2 separate regions of the Homo sapiens genome follow, and region 1 is linked to region 2. Evidence: chromatin contacts called from ENCODE Hi-C data. All regions are on one chromosome and are shown on one strand. Each heading gives the region's core, a stretch centred on a gene start or an enhancer-like site at or near the end of the contact. The rest is flanking DNA. Distances are from core to core; before and after follow the strand shown.

What was found. Hi-C counts contacts between places; a loop is a spot of excess contacts on that map. Pooled maps may share reads with other maps.
Region 1: a map with no recorded cell type shows a loop between it and region 2 (7-fold over the local background). The contact joins the promoter of ERICH3-AS1 here to the promoter of FPGT-TNNI3K in region 2. A Hi-C loop is called at or near these places in 6 of 37 single-sample maps with no recorded cell type and 5 of 50 pooled maps.

What each region holds. Positions count from the first base shown.
Region 1 is chr1:74,573,411-74,580,878 of GRCh38, forward strand. It overlaps ERICH3-AS1 (ERICH3 antisense RNA 1), which reads left to right and starts at 4,020. Exons shown (of 3, transcript NR_121671.1): 1 at 4,020-4,099. It overlaps ERICH3 (glutamate rich 3), which reads right to left. Exons shown (of 15, transcript NM_001002912.5): 13 at 3,485-3,526; 14 at 1-81.
Region 2 is chr1:74,196,057-74,203,507 of GRCh38, forward strand. It overlaps FPGT-TNNI3K (FPGT-TNNI3K readthrough), which reads left to right and starts at 2,186. Exons shown (of 27, transcript NM_001112808.3): 1 at 2,186-2,304; 2 at 3,608-3,775; 3 at 5,262-5,354. The coding sequence starts at 2,223. It overlaps LRRIQ3 (leucine rich repeats and IQ motif containing 3), which reads right to left and starts at 2,120. Exons shown (of 8, transcript NM_001105659.2): 1 at 1,940-2,120. FPGT (fucose-1-phosphate guanylyltransferase) reads left to right here and starts at 2,186. Exons shown (of 4, transcript NM_003838.5): 1 at 2,186-2,304; 2 at 3,608-3,775; 3 at 5,262-5,354. The coding sequence starts at 2,223. RefSeq lists a silencer at 2,024-2,123.

The DNA.
Region 1 (7,468 bases), core at 2,770-5,269, 380 kb after region 2:
ACGTTTTTTGCACCAATTGCTGGGATTCCTTGTTTGAGTTGATTGCTGCTGTTTCATCCACCATGAAATTCATTGTTGGTGCTATAAAAATAAGGTTAGAAATCAAGATTACTTTAATCCAAGCGAACAAGGGAGGGGACACTATAATCTTATATCACACTTATTTACAGTGTGAGATATTTATATGTGATATCAAGAGGCCATTGTATTATATATAAAACACTTTCTCCATTGTTTCTAGGATGCTGACTATAACATGCACCATGACTTAATAATGGTTTTTCATTATGAAAAGAAATGTCTTCAAATTTAAGGAACACATTGATATTAAAGAAAAGCTGATCATCAGAGATGTTTAAAATAAGCAGCAATAAGCAAAAAAAATCTCATGTCCCCATGTCTTGGAATCAGCAAAATCTCCACCTCACTCTTTCTCTTGGCTTCCTCTTTCTCTCTCTCTCTCTTTCACATACATACAAGCTTCCTTTCTTAGAAATAATAATAAGTGGAAAAAATTATGCAATAAGAAAAATAGCATTTAATCTTCATATAAATTATTATTTTATTTGTCTCTTTTTCTCTCTTTTTTTTTTTTTTTCAGGCAGGGTCTCGCTGTGTCACCCAGGCTGGAGGGCAGCAGTGTGAACGTGGCCCACTTCAGCCTTGATTTCCTGGTCTCAAGCAATCTTCCTGCCTCAGCCTCTTGGGTAGCTGGGACCATAGATGCATGCCACTATGCCAGGCTAATTTTTTTGTTTTGTTTTGTTTTGTTAGTAGAGACAGGGTCTTTCCATGTTGCCCTGGCTGGTTTCAACTCTTGGATCTCAAACTCCCAAAGTGTTGGGATTACAGGTGTGGGCCACTGCACCTGGCCCTGAACTCATTATTTTCTGTAGCAGCATAATATGTCTGTCTTCTGCATGTGTTTCTGGTACTCACATGGGCCTTTAGCAACACAATCATTATACAGTGTGAACTGATGATTCTCACTCCCAGATGATAAGCTACTATATCTAGATTTAGTCATCACAAATTGAGTCTTTAGTAAAAAGTCTTACCTTGAGCTACATAGGTAAGTCTTACCTTGAGCTACAAAGCTACAAAGACACCAATTTGCATTACCTCTCACCTGTGTTCAGAAGCTAACTTGCCTTTGGCAAGACAGGATCACAAAGCAAGATAGGACTTTGCAGACCGGGACAGTTTTCAGCATAAATAATCTTCTTAGAGTACAAGTGTTCACCCATAATTTCCTGGTAAACCTGGGTGCACAAGCTATCATAGTTCATAGTTCAATAAATATAGGTTTGATATGTTTTTAATGGAACAAAGTGGATTTTTTTACTATTAAATAAAGTTATATATATGTTGCAAGTAAAATAAGTAAAGAAAGGCATGTCATGCCAAACACCTAAAGCATTTCAATTTCCCAACTGCAGAATAGAGGTTAGGGAGCTAGAAGCTTTGAAAAGGTTCATCTTAATAATTTATATCAATTTAATCTTTTTTATTAATTAAAAAATCACTGGACTAGATTTTATAAAATAAGTTATCATACCAAGATGTCAAACTCTAACTTAAAAAAAAAAAAACTTATAAAGTAGGCAAGTATGATGCTCCTCATTTGTTTTTTACTTGCTTGCCTTCTTGGCTAGCCATCTTACCCCCAACATCATCACCAACAACCTACCAGAAGCCTGAAGTCCTGATCTTACTCACTTCTTCTCTACTTTATACCCCATCCAAGACTGTCTTACCATTTCATTACCGCTTCTAACACAAAACACGGTTATCGTTTGTTGCATTTCCTCAGTCTCTTGCCAGCTATTATGATAAAGCATTTTGAGGTAAAGCAATAATAGCTGATATTACATTTCCCTTAAAATGTGTTTGGAAGGTAATTTGTGATGTCTCCTTTCAAAGGAGTAAAATAAAAATTTCAGGTCTATCAATAGGGCTGAGGTTGACTTTACAGGTCATCCTCTGCTTATCACAGCAGTTATTTCCTAACTTTTACCTAAAAGCTTCCAAAGCAAAATGTAGAATCAAATATTTGTTCACAGAACATATAGCCAATTCACCTGAGAGAATATGGTCCATTTTATTTCATTACAGATTATTACCGTATTTGAAACAAAATTAAATTGAAACAATAGGAAACAATAACGTGTGTCAAGTCTCTTTAATAGTGTATCTGTTGCTATTCAAATTCCTGCATGAAAGTATACTAAAAAGTCAGTTATAAAAACATTTAAAGAAAGTCTTCTGTTTTTCTAATCTGGTTTCTAAATTTATGGATTAATTAAAGAACATTCAGGGAAACAGGGAAATAAAATTGCCTAGCCACCATGTAGTAATATATTATGCCTAAATTCTAGGAGAGAAAGTGCTAATGGCATCCAGCTGAGATGTTATATGAACACAACACTATAAGGGTGTCAGACATGACGTTCCTCAAGCAAGGGAGAAAGAGTAATTGAAGCTTTTCTAAGAAATATTAGTATAAAAACATGACTTTTTTTTATGGTAACCCCATGGGCTTTTGAAAAAATATTTAATATAAGAGAGCAAACAATATTCACAAACAATGGCAATTTGATGAAGTGGAATGAGTGTGTACTTGGAAGTCAGACTAACCTGGGTAAAAAACGCCAGCTCTGCCATTTACTAATTGTATAAACTGGGAAATAACACCTCTCTAATCTTTCATTTTCTTATTCATGAAATGGGAATAGCAATGCTGTACTCACAGAATCCTTTGACAGTAAATGAGATAATTTATGTAAAATGCTTAGCATAGTGCCTGGCATAAAGAAAGCCCTAATAATCTTCCTTGTGCACACCTTTCATTGCTTACAAATAATTAGATTTTCTTGCTTGAATACAATTTGATCAATAACAACCAGTATCTCTGCATTGCAGAATAAATATTTGGGAAGGTGCACCTGAGTTCCTCTAGTTGAATGCCCATTATAAAAGATATGGGTTCTCTAAGATCATGGTGCCTCTCCTGTAAGTCAGCCCGCTGCACAATCAAGTGTTACCTGGCCCTCTTCATGTTGCCAAGTGAGAAATGGAGCTCAGGGAACCAGCATAAATACAGGTACTCTGGCTACTGCTATTTGCTATGAACAATAAAGTCCTTTTTCTCTGACTCAGGTGTCTTATGTCTTCTGCCATGATCCATAAAACTGTGGCTGGCTAAGTTGTTGCTTGAAAGAAGGGTAAAATCTCAAATGCCTCACAGTGCTTGATGACAATTACTAAAATTGAAGGTGGGATAATGTGACCATATGATGAATAAATGAATACCTTTTCCTGCCACCATACACATAAATATATTCAAATAAGCACACTTCTTAAAAGTCATTCAATAAATACTAGAAAGCCTAGTGATTTCAAGAACATGGGAAGTTTGACCAGATTTATGAGTCATGGTCTGTTGGATCACTCTAATTGGACCTCTTGCAGATGGAATACTTACCACCAAGAGCCAGGACATAGGCTAATGGCAATGAATCCTTTCCTAGTTAAAAAAAAAAAAAAGAAAAAAAAGGTCAAATGAATCACTGTGAAATGTACCATGGTTCTCCATCTCTCCAGTTGGGTCAGTTAAGGCAAATTCACCTAGCTGTTCAACTATCTGGGAGGCAGGCTATTGAAAGAAGACTGATCTGAAAATTCCTACCAGTATTGTATAATCTAATGTTCTTTTATTTAATCCTAGACATCAATATATTCAAAAAATAATAATAAATTTATACCTGATGTTAGCTGTGAAGCTCTCCTTAGGGCCTGTCAACTACTTCTGGCCATTCTATTCCTTAGTTGAAAGAAAAAAAAAAAGTGGCAGAAGGAAGAAACAAGAATAGGAAGGGTGGAAACAGGCCGTCTTTTGCAGAGGATTTCTGAAGGTTCTTCCTAGGTAATGATGTGCCCTTACTGCCACTTGTGTCAACCTCCAGCTTCCTCGGTGGCTTCCCACCCTCATCTTCACTGCTGACACCAGACTCAGCATCACAGTGGCAGTGGTAGCCCAATGCCAAGGGTTCTGTTATTATCTGTCCAGCTTATTGGAGGTCACATAAAATATCAAAAGGTATAAAAACAGGTCATGGGAACATTGCTGAGCTATTTCACATCATTTAAATAAGTGGGGTCAATTTAAGTGCATTTACATTAAAAGGTAGCCTTGGTTTAAAAATCTCTGAAGCATAAACAACTCCCAAGCTATGATTTCAAAAAGAAAACACAATACACAACAGAAGATCATGAAGTAAAGAAATCCATGCAGAGAAATACTTGCATTAAAAAAAGAGAGAGAGAGCAGCCAGGAGCAGTGACAGATTTGCCAAATGCACATGCAATGAAATAATTGAAAAAAACAGTTTAGTTGCATTTTCCCTTCTAGGAACGTGTGCTATGGCTTTTATGACACCAATCATCACTGCTTTTCTAAATTGCTAAAACTACTAGAGCTGACTAAACTATGAGCATTTCATCCATTAGTAGATTTTAGTGATTTGACCCCAATATTCACTCCATGGGGACAGAAGCAAAAAAGCTATTACACGATTCCTATAAATTTGACAGTAAAAGCTATTGTAGAAATTCCTGAATTCCTGTTATCTGTAGTTGGTTACTAGCATAGACTTCAGGATCACAGAGACCTAAATTCAAGTCTCATATTACATACTAACCATATCACATTGAGTAAATGCTTTGGCCTAAGCCAACGCCTTGGTTTATCTGTCTGTCAAAAAGAGTTATCTATCCAATGGTTCTTGAGAGGATTAAATGAAATAATATAGAGAGAGCATCTTCATCTTCCACTTATTAGCAAGTATCTAGGCACTTAATAATAACAGCAATGATGATGATGATGATGATGATGATGATGATGGTGATGGGCATTTCTAAGTGTCATCACCCAGTGTGGTATGATTCTAGGCCAAAGTGTAAAGCCAATTAAATTTGTCTTTAGTTTCTGACAATTCCCTTTCTACATCCCTTGCTTATCATCTGATTACCCATATCGTGAATTCCATAAATACCTGACATTACCATTATATCACCTCCTTGTTAACAAAAGTTATTTCAAATAAAACTAGACTTAGATCTGTCTTCTGGGGTAAGAACATAGTATTTCTGAAACTAACTTCTTTCCTTCCCTTTCTTCCTTTCTTTCCTTTTTCCCCCCTTTCTGTCCTTTTTTCCTTCCTTCCTTCCTTTCCTTTCCCTTCTTTTTCCCTTCCCTTCCCTTCCTTTTCCTTCCTTCTTTCTTTACTTCCTTCCTTCCTTCCTTCCTTCCTCCTCCCCCGATATTCTGTTACAACGGATATAACGGATTTACTTTGAGAAAACAGAACTGGAATGCAGTTTCTTGCTTAGTTTAAAGTGAACTGCTAAGGGGTAATTACTTACTGACCCCTCTGTATTTGGAAACGAATAGTGAAATACCTGCCTTAAATCGGTTTTGGAGGGAAAATTGTGACTTAACAATATTAGGACGACAAACAGAAATGAAAAAGGGGAATAATATAGTTCAAATATATTCTCTTTTAAAAATATTTGAACTCAGTTTTCTTCATTCATCCAATATAACAAAAGTTTTTTACAATAAGAGTTTAGAGATTATATCGACTCAAGACAATGATGTAATAGTTGGATTTACTATCAAGTTTTCATTTTAGAAACTTGACAAACATAATACATGAGTTAAATATCATTTTACTATAATAATGTGAATACTGTATATCTAGACAGTTCAAATAAGCAATGTTTTAGGTTTTGCATATAAATTTATTTGGCAATTACATGAAGCTTCATTCCATCAGTGCTAAGACATCAAAGCTTTTTCCAAGTAGTCCACAGGGTATAAAAATATAGTCTATAATATTAATAATAAACAATAAGCAATTAGCAGGTACTGAACCAAAAGACTACTATAAGAAGCCAAACAATACTAACATCATCTGAAAATTAAAACTCACTCAGAAATGATAGTGAAGCTTGTAGTCCCTCTGTCTCAGGGATGTTATCACCACTTGCCCACGTCTGCTGGCTTGCCCCTGGAGGATTAGCCTTCGGAAGTAGATGAGAGCCTGTATAGTTAGGTGTTGCCTATTTCAGATTCAGCAAGAATGGGATGCTGGCCTAAGTATCAAGGACTTACTAGGTGTGAAACCAGAAAAGGCTTCACTTGGTCGTTTTTTCTCAGATGTTCTTCTGAAACTGAAACTTAAAAGCAAGAACTTGGCTGGTGTCTAACCTCAACTGTTTTCCACCCATAGTAAAAGAGGACTGTGCATGCTGAGACTCCCATTTCAGCAATGTGACATATCACTTTGTTGCCTCTCTGTATTTAGCCCTTCATCCCCTAAGGCTCCTGTCTTTTACCTATCAATAAAGGTGACCACTGGAGGCAAAGGTGATTGTCAGTTCTCACAGCATTAGTTGCCAAATGGAATTGTCACACACAGAAAATTTCTTAGAAAGTCAGCTTTTTTTTTTTCACTCAAATGATATAATGATACTTTAAGGTATTTTTTTAAATATCAAAATATTCTTATTTTACAATGTCAGCTTTTTAGTATAAAAACAAATATATTTTAAATAATATGTATTGTATTTTCCCTAAATATGGAGACAGTATTTAGATAGATTATCCAAAGCTTGAAAAAACTAAAGGATACAAAGAAGAAAATAATTATCATAGTTTCACTACTCAGAGAAGACTACTAGTTAACATCTTAATAGATTTCCAAGTATTTTTTACTCGATTCTTACTAAAGGTAGCCCTTAATATCCCACTTTATTAATTTAGCAATATATTGTGACTATTTTCCCATATCATTAAATTTAAAAGACTCTTCAATAACACATAAAACATTATAATAAAGTCTTACTAAATTTCGGTTCATCAATGTCTATTGTTAAATATTGAGCTATTTCAATTGTGATTATAAAGCTATTTTAAACACTACTTATAATCATTTTTGCACATATTTCTGACTATTCCCTTAGGACACATTCCTGGAATATGAATTGCTATGAATTTTTAGAAGCTTTTTATACATATTTCTAAATGTTCTTTTAAAAAGGAGGTATGATGAACAATGTCATCAATAATGACTGAAAGTCCTATGTGCCTGCACTATTTTCACAATTTCCACCAATTCTTTCTTTATTTGATAATTTAGTAATTGAAAAGTGGTGGCAAGGATAGAGCTGTCAATATTAGTAGCAAGCTTTCCTTTTGTGAATTTCCTGCTATACAATGTACATTCTTCTGTTATGATGTTTGCTTTTTCATTGATTTGTAAGAACTCTTTATGTATTACAGACATCAATCATTTTTTCCAGCCTTTATTTTAGATTCAGGGGGTACATATGCAGGTTTCCTACATGAGTAAATTACATGTCACTGAGATTTGGTGTGCAAATGATCCCATCACCCATGCAGTGA
Region 2 (7,451 bases), core at 936-3,435:
AGAAGCCATAGCTGATAATATGGTATATTTATTTCCAGCAAATTTTGATTGCATGATATAGTCATATTGAGAAAAAATAATATCCAATTTCTATGGCCATCCTTCCCAGATCCAAGAAATACTCTAATATTCTGTATGATACCGTCCTAGATCCAATAAATACTCTATTTAATATTCTGTATGATAGAATCTAACACATCACTCTGTTTGTCTCCTCACAATTGTTACCACTGGATTTTTTATTTGGTTACTTCTTCCTTCTTTATTTCACCTTATTAGAATATACAGACCCCAAACATATAGGCTCTGCTGACCTTCACTCCCTTGGGACCTCACTTAGTTCCACAGTTAAAATTAATTCTATCTTCTTGCTGACAATTCCCAAAATTGTATCTCTAGCCCAGACCTCTCTCCTGAATTCTAGACTCGTATGTATAATGCATACAGACACATACACACACAAACTTCCATTACATATTCACTGCATACACATGTCTCTTTATTCCACATGTCCAAAATCAAATTCTGGACCCTATTACCCCAAAAACCTTCCTCAGTCGGAAACTTACCCATCTTAATTGATGGCCAATCCATCCCAAGGCAGTCATTTTGACTCCTCTTTTTCTCTTACAGTCCACACCCATTAATTCCATCAGCACATTTTATTGTTTTTGTCTTAAAAATATATCCAGAATCTGACCAACTTCTCACCATTCCCACTGCTACCATCCTGGTCAAGCCTTCACCAGCTCTCACCTGCAATATTGCAGTAACCTCCAAAGAAGTCTCCCTGCTTCTATCATTGCCTCATCCCCCATTATAATCTATTCTCCTATCTCCGAGTGATCTCTTTAAACATAAGCCAAGTCACTTCAAAACCCTGCAATGGCTTTGTTTCCCTCAAGAGTAAAAACCAAAATTCTTCCTATGGCCCTTTGTTCTCTCTCTGACCTTCTCTCGCTACTTTCTCCTTTGGTTACTTTCACTCAAGTCTCTGTATTTTCTAAATGTTCTTCAATAAGATACTGTTTTTTTAATTAATGAAGTTTTAAATGTAAAACTATGAAAGAGTAATCTAATCTGCCATTTTATCCAAATGTTTCCACTATTAGAACACGATTGTATAACAAGTCTGAGAAGAAAAACTAAGTAAATTTATGACAAGAGTTTATGGTGCCCTGAATGTCTACGTACCTAATGAAGACGTTGATACAGAGAAATCGTCTCAAAAAATCAAACGGTATGGTGAAATACCACAAGTTCTGGGTTTGGGATTGAAATATATTTCTTAAATCTTTTATTACTTACTAATTGTGATACCTTGACTAACTCACTATTCTCTGATTCAGTTTTCTTCTGTGTAAAGATGAAGTGGTCTGTAAAACCAAGAAACCTCGTGTTCTATAACAGGAACACCTTTATATAGCTACCCAAAAAAACACCTAAAAAGGCTGACTTATTCCTAAGAGTGTTATTGAACATTCTAGATTAATCTGCATATACAAAAGAATGCCAGAGAAGAAACCAAAATACCAAAAATATTTGGAGCCTGGTTGCGGACTGAATTTTATACAACTTTCAAAGACACTATTTGAGAGGCTGTCGTGTGTAGCCTACTAAGAAAAAACAGAGGGGTGGGGTGGCTCACTCTCTAGGAACCACAAACTTAAGGTTCCTAGAAAGAGCAGAGATTTTAAATATTCAGACTGTGTATGTATCATGACCCAGGGTTGGGGGCAGATGGCCCGGGGTGGCGGGGGAAAGGAGAGATGGCGGAGATCTTCTATCAGGCTATCCTGGGGAACTGCTCCAGGCTGAAACAAACCACCAGTTAGGACGAACCGCCTTTGATGTGAAAGCTGGGAAGCTAGAATGTAGTTTCGCCTTATCCTTAGCGGGTCGGTTCTAACAATTTTGTCACCCAAACTGAACCACTCACCGGGTCAACTGGGCTGCAAGCCCTTATGAGTTGGAGACAAGTGGCCCAGCCCCAACACAGTCAGACAAATCGCTGGGCGGCCATCTGCTCCTGAGACCGTTGCTAGAGAAACAAGACAACATCCAAGTTCTCCACATCATGGTTTTCCGGGCGCCAGCCAAGGCGCTCCGGGGGCGTGGTTACGTGGGCGACGCACGGAGGGGGCGGGTCAGAAACAACCGGGCGGAGGCGCACCCCAGGGCGCATGCGTGCTGTGCGGCGCGGTCTCAGGGAAGGTGGGGCTATGGCAGCTGCTAGGGACCCTCCGGAAGTATCGCTGCGAGAAGCCACCCAGCGAAAATTGCGGAGGTTTTCCGAGCTAAGAGGTACCAGAGAAGGCACCGGAGTTCTCCTGGGCAATGCAGAGGGAGGGTGCTTTTACGTGCCAGGAGGTTTGCTGGACTGTCACTTCCCGTTTACTTCTCATCTGTAGGCCTATGACGCTCCCCAGGAGTAGCTAGCTAATAATCCTTTTGAGTTTTTTATTCTTTTCACTGTCCCTGCTTGACATGCTTGTTGCTTACTTTATTCTTAGTAGTATAGATATTAAAAATGAGGGCGGAGGAAGAAGAAGAAAATCTTACTAGTGAAGTTATGCATTGATTAGCTCATTAATAAAAGTTGCTTTAAATAAATCTAAAAGATACGAAGCACAGTATTTTGAACTTTATGAGTAGATGCCAGCCCCCTATCTACTTCACGCTTTACATTACGTTCATCTACTTCTGTAATGTAACCGTTTGTTGAGGGAGTAACAGAACATGGAGGAATTATGGATTAAAAATTAAAAGGAAGAAATTTGTTATCAAAAAATTGGCTATGACACTTAATCCCTGTACACCTGTCTAATAAAAGTGATTATATTTGTGTTGCAGTGACTGCTTAAAAAATACTGGGACTAATTCTTGGATAACAGTAAAACTTTCAGGACTATTAGATTCTAGCTGACAAGTTCTGTTTGTTAACTAATTAAAATGCTAAATCATTTTGTTTATCAATAAAGAGATTCCAACTGTCTACTAAAAGTGCACACTGTCTTTTAAAGATGTCATCAGAGAGTTGGGACCTTCTGTTATCCAGAATTTTATGTTATATTCTAACAGCCTATGTAAGTTTGCATGGTTCATCTTAAAGTAATAGAAAATAAAGTACCCACATTTATAAACAGCAACATTGAGGGAAGGGATCTTTGGGTTGTGTCTTTCTTAGTCACCTAACACCAAGTGTCCGTGATACATAAGAATTGATTTGCAAAGCTGGAGATTTGTTTATGTTTATCTCCTCTTCTTATTGAAGAATTGAGGCAATAGTCTTTGGCAAGTTAAAAGTCGCTCTCTTAATCAAGAAACATTATGTCATTCAGAATTTATAATTAAATTGGATTGCAAACCATAAAAGGAGGGAGTGATCTAAAAGAAAAAAAAGGAACTTGTGAACAGTCTTCATTATAACTATTTTGAATCGTATTAATGCACCACTAATTATTCCCTAACTTTCAAAAGCCAAAGATACATTTTGGAAGATGATAATGGATATTACCTTCTTTATCATCTTTCTCAATAGGCAAACCTGTGGCAACTAGAAAATTCTGATAATTTTTGTTTTCATTTCCTTGCTTTTTCCAAATAGGCAAACTTGTAGCACGTGGAGAATTCTGGGACATAGTTGCAATAACAGCGGCTGATGAAAAACAGGAACTTGCTTACAACCAACAGCTGTCAGAAAAGCTGAAAAGAAAGGAGTTACCCCTTGGAGTTCAATATCACGTTTTTGTGGATCCTGCTGGAGCCAAAATTGGTACGCGCTTTATGGTCAGTTTTATAATATAGGTCCTAAGCAGAATAATCATTGAAGAAAAGGTTTCTGTGACTTACAGTGTATAAGCTGCATATCTCTACCCACAGCTTTACAAACTTTAAAATTTGAACATAAATTGACTTTTTTTAGAAAGATAAAAGGAATAGCAACTGTTCTTACCCATTATGACTTACCTTGAAAAACTTCCAGAATGTTACTTAAAAGAAAATTTTATTAGTTTTAATGAAATTCACACTATTCAGATAGGAATACTCCTTTGGACCTTATCAGTAGAACCCTTGAGGTCCTCTCCACTCCAGAGTTCCTCCAGCAATTTACATGAAGAAAGCAATTAGTGGGAAAAAATACTCTTGACCTCTTAGGGACATAATGCAGAATGCAAAAGAACACTGTCACATGGCTTAAATATAATACATATATTTGAAAACCCTAGTTTAGGTCAACTTTGCCCTTTGACCGTCCATTGCAAATAGAAATAAATGCTGTTTTTCTGAATGCTCTTTTCTATGTGATACTTAAAGTTGAAGCCCCCTGATACCAGAGATAAGATATCTGTATATGACATTAATATGACATTAGCATTATTCTAATTAGCCAACATTATTTTAATCCTTACAACTATGAGGTCAGTACTGTTATTATTTCTTTTTTTTTTTTTTTTTTTTTTTTTGAGAAGGAGTCTTGCTCTGTTGCCCAGGCTGGAGTGCAGTGGTGCGATCTTAGCTCACTCCAAGCTCCGCCTCCCAGGTTCAGGCCATTCTCCTGCCTCAGCCTCCCGAGTAGCTGGGACTACAGGTGACTGCCACCAGCCTGGCTAATTTTGTTTTTGTATTTTTTAGTAGAGACGGGGTTTCACCATGTTAGCCAGGACGGTCTGTATCTCCTGACCTCGTGATCCACCTGCCTCGGCCTCCCAAAGTGCTGGGATTACAGGCGTGATATTATTTCCATAGATGAGAATCTGAGGTACTCAAGAGTTAAGTAACTGGCCCAAGATAACTAGTGTGGTAGTTATATTTAAGATTTTTTTTTGGGAATCCAAGTTCTAAAAATCTTTTTTCGAAAGGAACTCTAACTTGTGTTTTTGATTGTGTCATTTGGGAGAATTATTTAAATGGGCTTTGTGATTTGTAACTCTGTATGAATGTTTATATTTATCAGTCTTCTAGTGTTACAGATTGTGTAATTGATTCTTCTTTCTTATAATTACTATTTTGGGGAGAATATTACCTCATCATTTATTACTGAGGGTTGTTGTCTGGGTTTCATTGCTAATTTATTGATTGGTTGTTTGCTATGAGATGTTTTTAATTTTGTTCTATTGCCAATACCTTTGATGTCCATCTATTTACTTATTCCTGAAAGGCAAATCCTTAAGGTTATATAACACCTAAATTTACTGTCATGACAAAGTTTTAGTAGGTTTCTATTAAATAAATTGTGCTTTTTTAACTTTGTTTTTAAGGAAATGGAGGATCAACACTTTGTGCCCTTCAATGTTTGGAAAAGCTATATGGAGATAAATGGAATTCTTTTACCATCTTATTAATTCACTCTGGTAATGTTATACTTTACTAATTTACATTTTCTTTTTAGTCTTCCACCTTTAATACTTTAGAGACTTTTTTCTTTCTTGCAAACACTTTCCTTCTTTTTTAAAAGAATCTTTGAAGTTATTCTGCTTTGAAAACAAATATTTTATGATTTTCATGACTTTTTTTAGGTTGTAAGTAGTATAGTGATTTTCACAAATTTTACTCGTAAAATTGTAGATCACGTATATCGTCAGTCTTTTATGAATATTGTTTTGTTTTGGGTATGTATATAGAAAATTATTTTCCTAAGACAACTCATTCAAATATGAATAGTTCTCGGGAATACTTTAATGGGGATTTTTCTTTTAATTTTAATTTGTATTTTAAGTTCCAGGGTCCATGTGCAGGTTTGTTACATAGGTAAACGTGTGCCATGGTTGGTTGCTGCACCTGTCAACCCATCACCTAGGTATTAAGCCAGCATGCATTAGCTATTTTTCCTAACACTCTTTCTCCCTTAATGGGGATTCTTGCTTTGAGGGAAGGGTGGTTTAACACTGTCATTACTAGACTTTTGCCAGTACTTTTTATCTTGCATTTTTGTGTGATTATTGATAGCCAGAGGCCACAATGCTTAAAAATAAAAGGAAAATGTGACAAGATACAGAGTGGACAAGTAAATATATAAAAGAGAAATCACACACACAAAATAAGACATTTTAAAACAGAAAAGTAGGAAGGACATGGTCTCAGAATGAAGAATAGCTTTTTAAATTGAATACATTTAGTTGTGTGAAAATTTTGGTTACATGAAAACCTTTGTTGTTTTTCTATGTATGTTAAGGGGCTAATGAAAACTGTCATGAACTGACACCAGTCCAGGGACAGGTATTTTAGAATTATTCATCTACATGGCTTCCAAGGCACTTTTTCATTCTTATGATTTACATACAAAACAATGATTCTTTGTAAAGATGATGTCAAAGTAAAGCATCCAAGTTCTGGTTTGAAGCCTAAAAATGTGTAAAACAATCTAATTTACAATTTTATTTAAGAAAATAATTATTATCAGTTTAGTAAAAATTAAATTAGATACCAGGAAATGCATAGTTAGATAATTTTTTTATTTTTATTTTTTGGAAATAGATAATTCTTAGTGCTAAACTTGACTATTGGCTGCTCTTTGAAAAAAGAAAAAAACAGAAACTTATTAGCTCTCTTTTGTTGAACAATGTACTGTGTGCTGCCAAGTGCTTTACAGGTATTATTGATCTTCAGTAATAAATTAACCTTAGCTTACTATAACATTTTTACTTTATAAACTTCTTAATTTTTTTGACTCTCTTGTAATAACATTCAGCTTAAAACACAAACACTGTACAGCTGTACAAAAATATTTTCTTTATATTGTTAGGGTTTATTTTGTTGTTTTTATTTTTACTTTTTAAATATTTTGGTTAGAAATGAAGACACAAACATATTAGCTTAGGCCTACACTGGGTCAGGATCATCAGTATCACTACCTCTATAGTCCTACTAAAGTTCAGGAGCTGTCATCTCCTATGATAACAATGCTGCCTTCTGAAAGACCTCCTGAAGGACCTGCCTGAGGCCATTTTATGCTTAACTTTTTTTTGTATGTATCATATGAATTTATTCTAAAATAACAATGAAAAGTATAGTATAGTAAATACATAAACCAGTAAAATAGTCATTTATTACCAATTATTATATACTATATACATAATTGTATGTTCTGTAGTTTAGTAAACTGGCAGCACAGCAGGTTTGTTTATACCAGCATCACCACTTGAGTGGTGCATCGTGCTAGGACTTTACAATGGCTCCAACATCACTAGGTGATAGGAATTTTTCAGTTCCATTATGATCTTATGGGACAACCTATGTATATGCTGTCCATAATTGAGCGAAATGTTGTAAAGAAGCAAGTATTTTAGCATTAGTATATTAGTTTTCTATAACTTTTATTTTCTGTGAAGTAGATTTTTTTTTTTTTTTGAGATGGAGTCTGGCTCTGTCGCCCAGGCTGGAGTGCAGTGGCACGATCTCCGCTCACTGCTGCAAGCTTCGCCTCCCGGGTTCACGCCATTTTCCTGCCT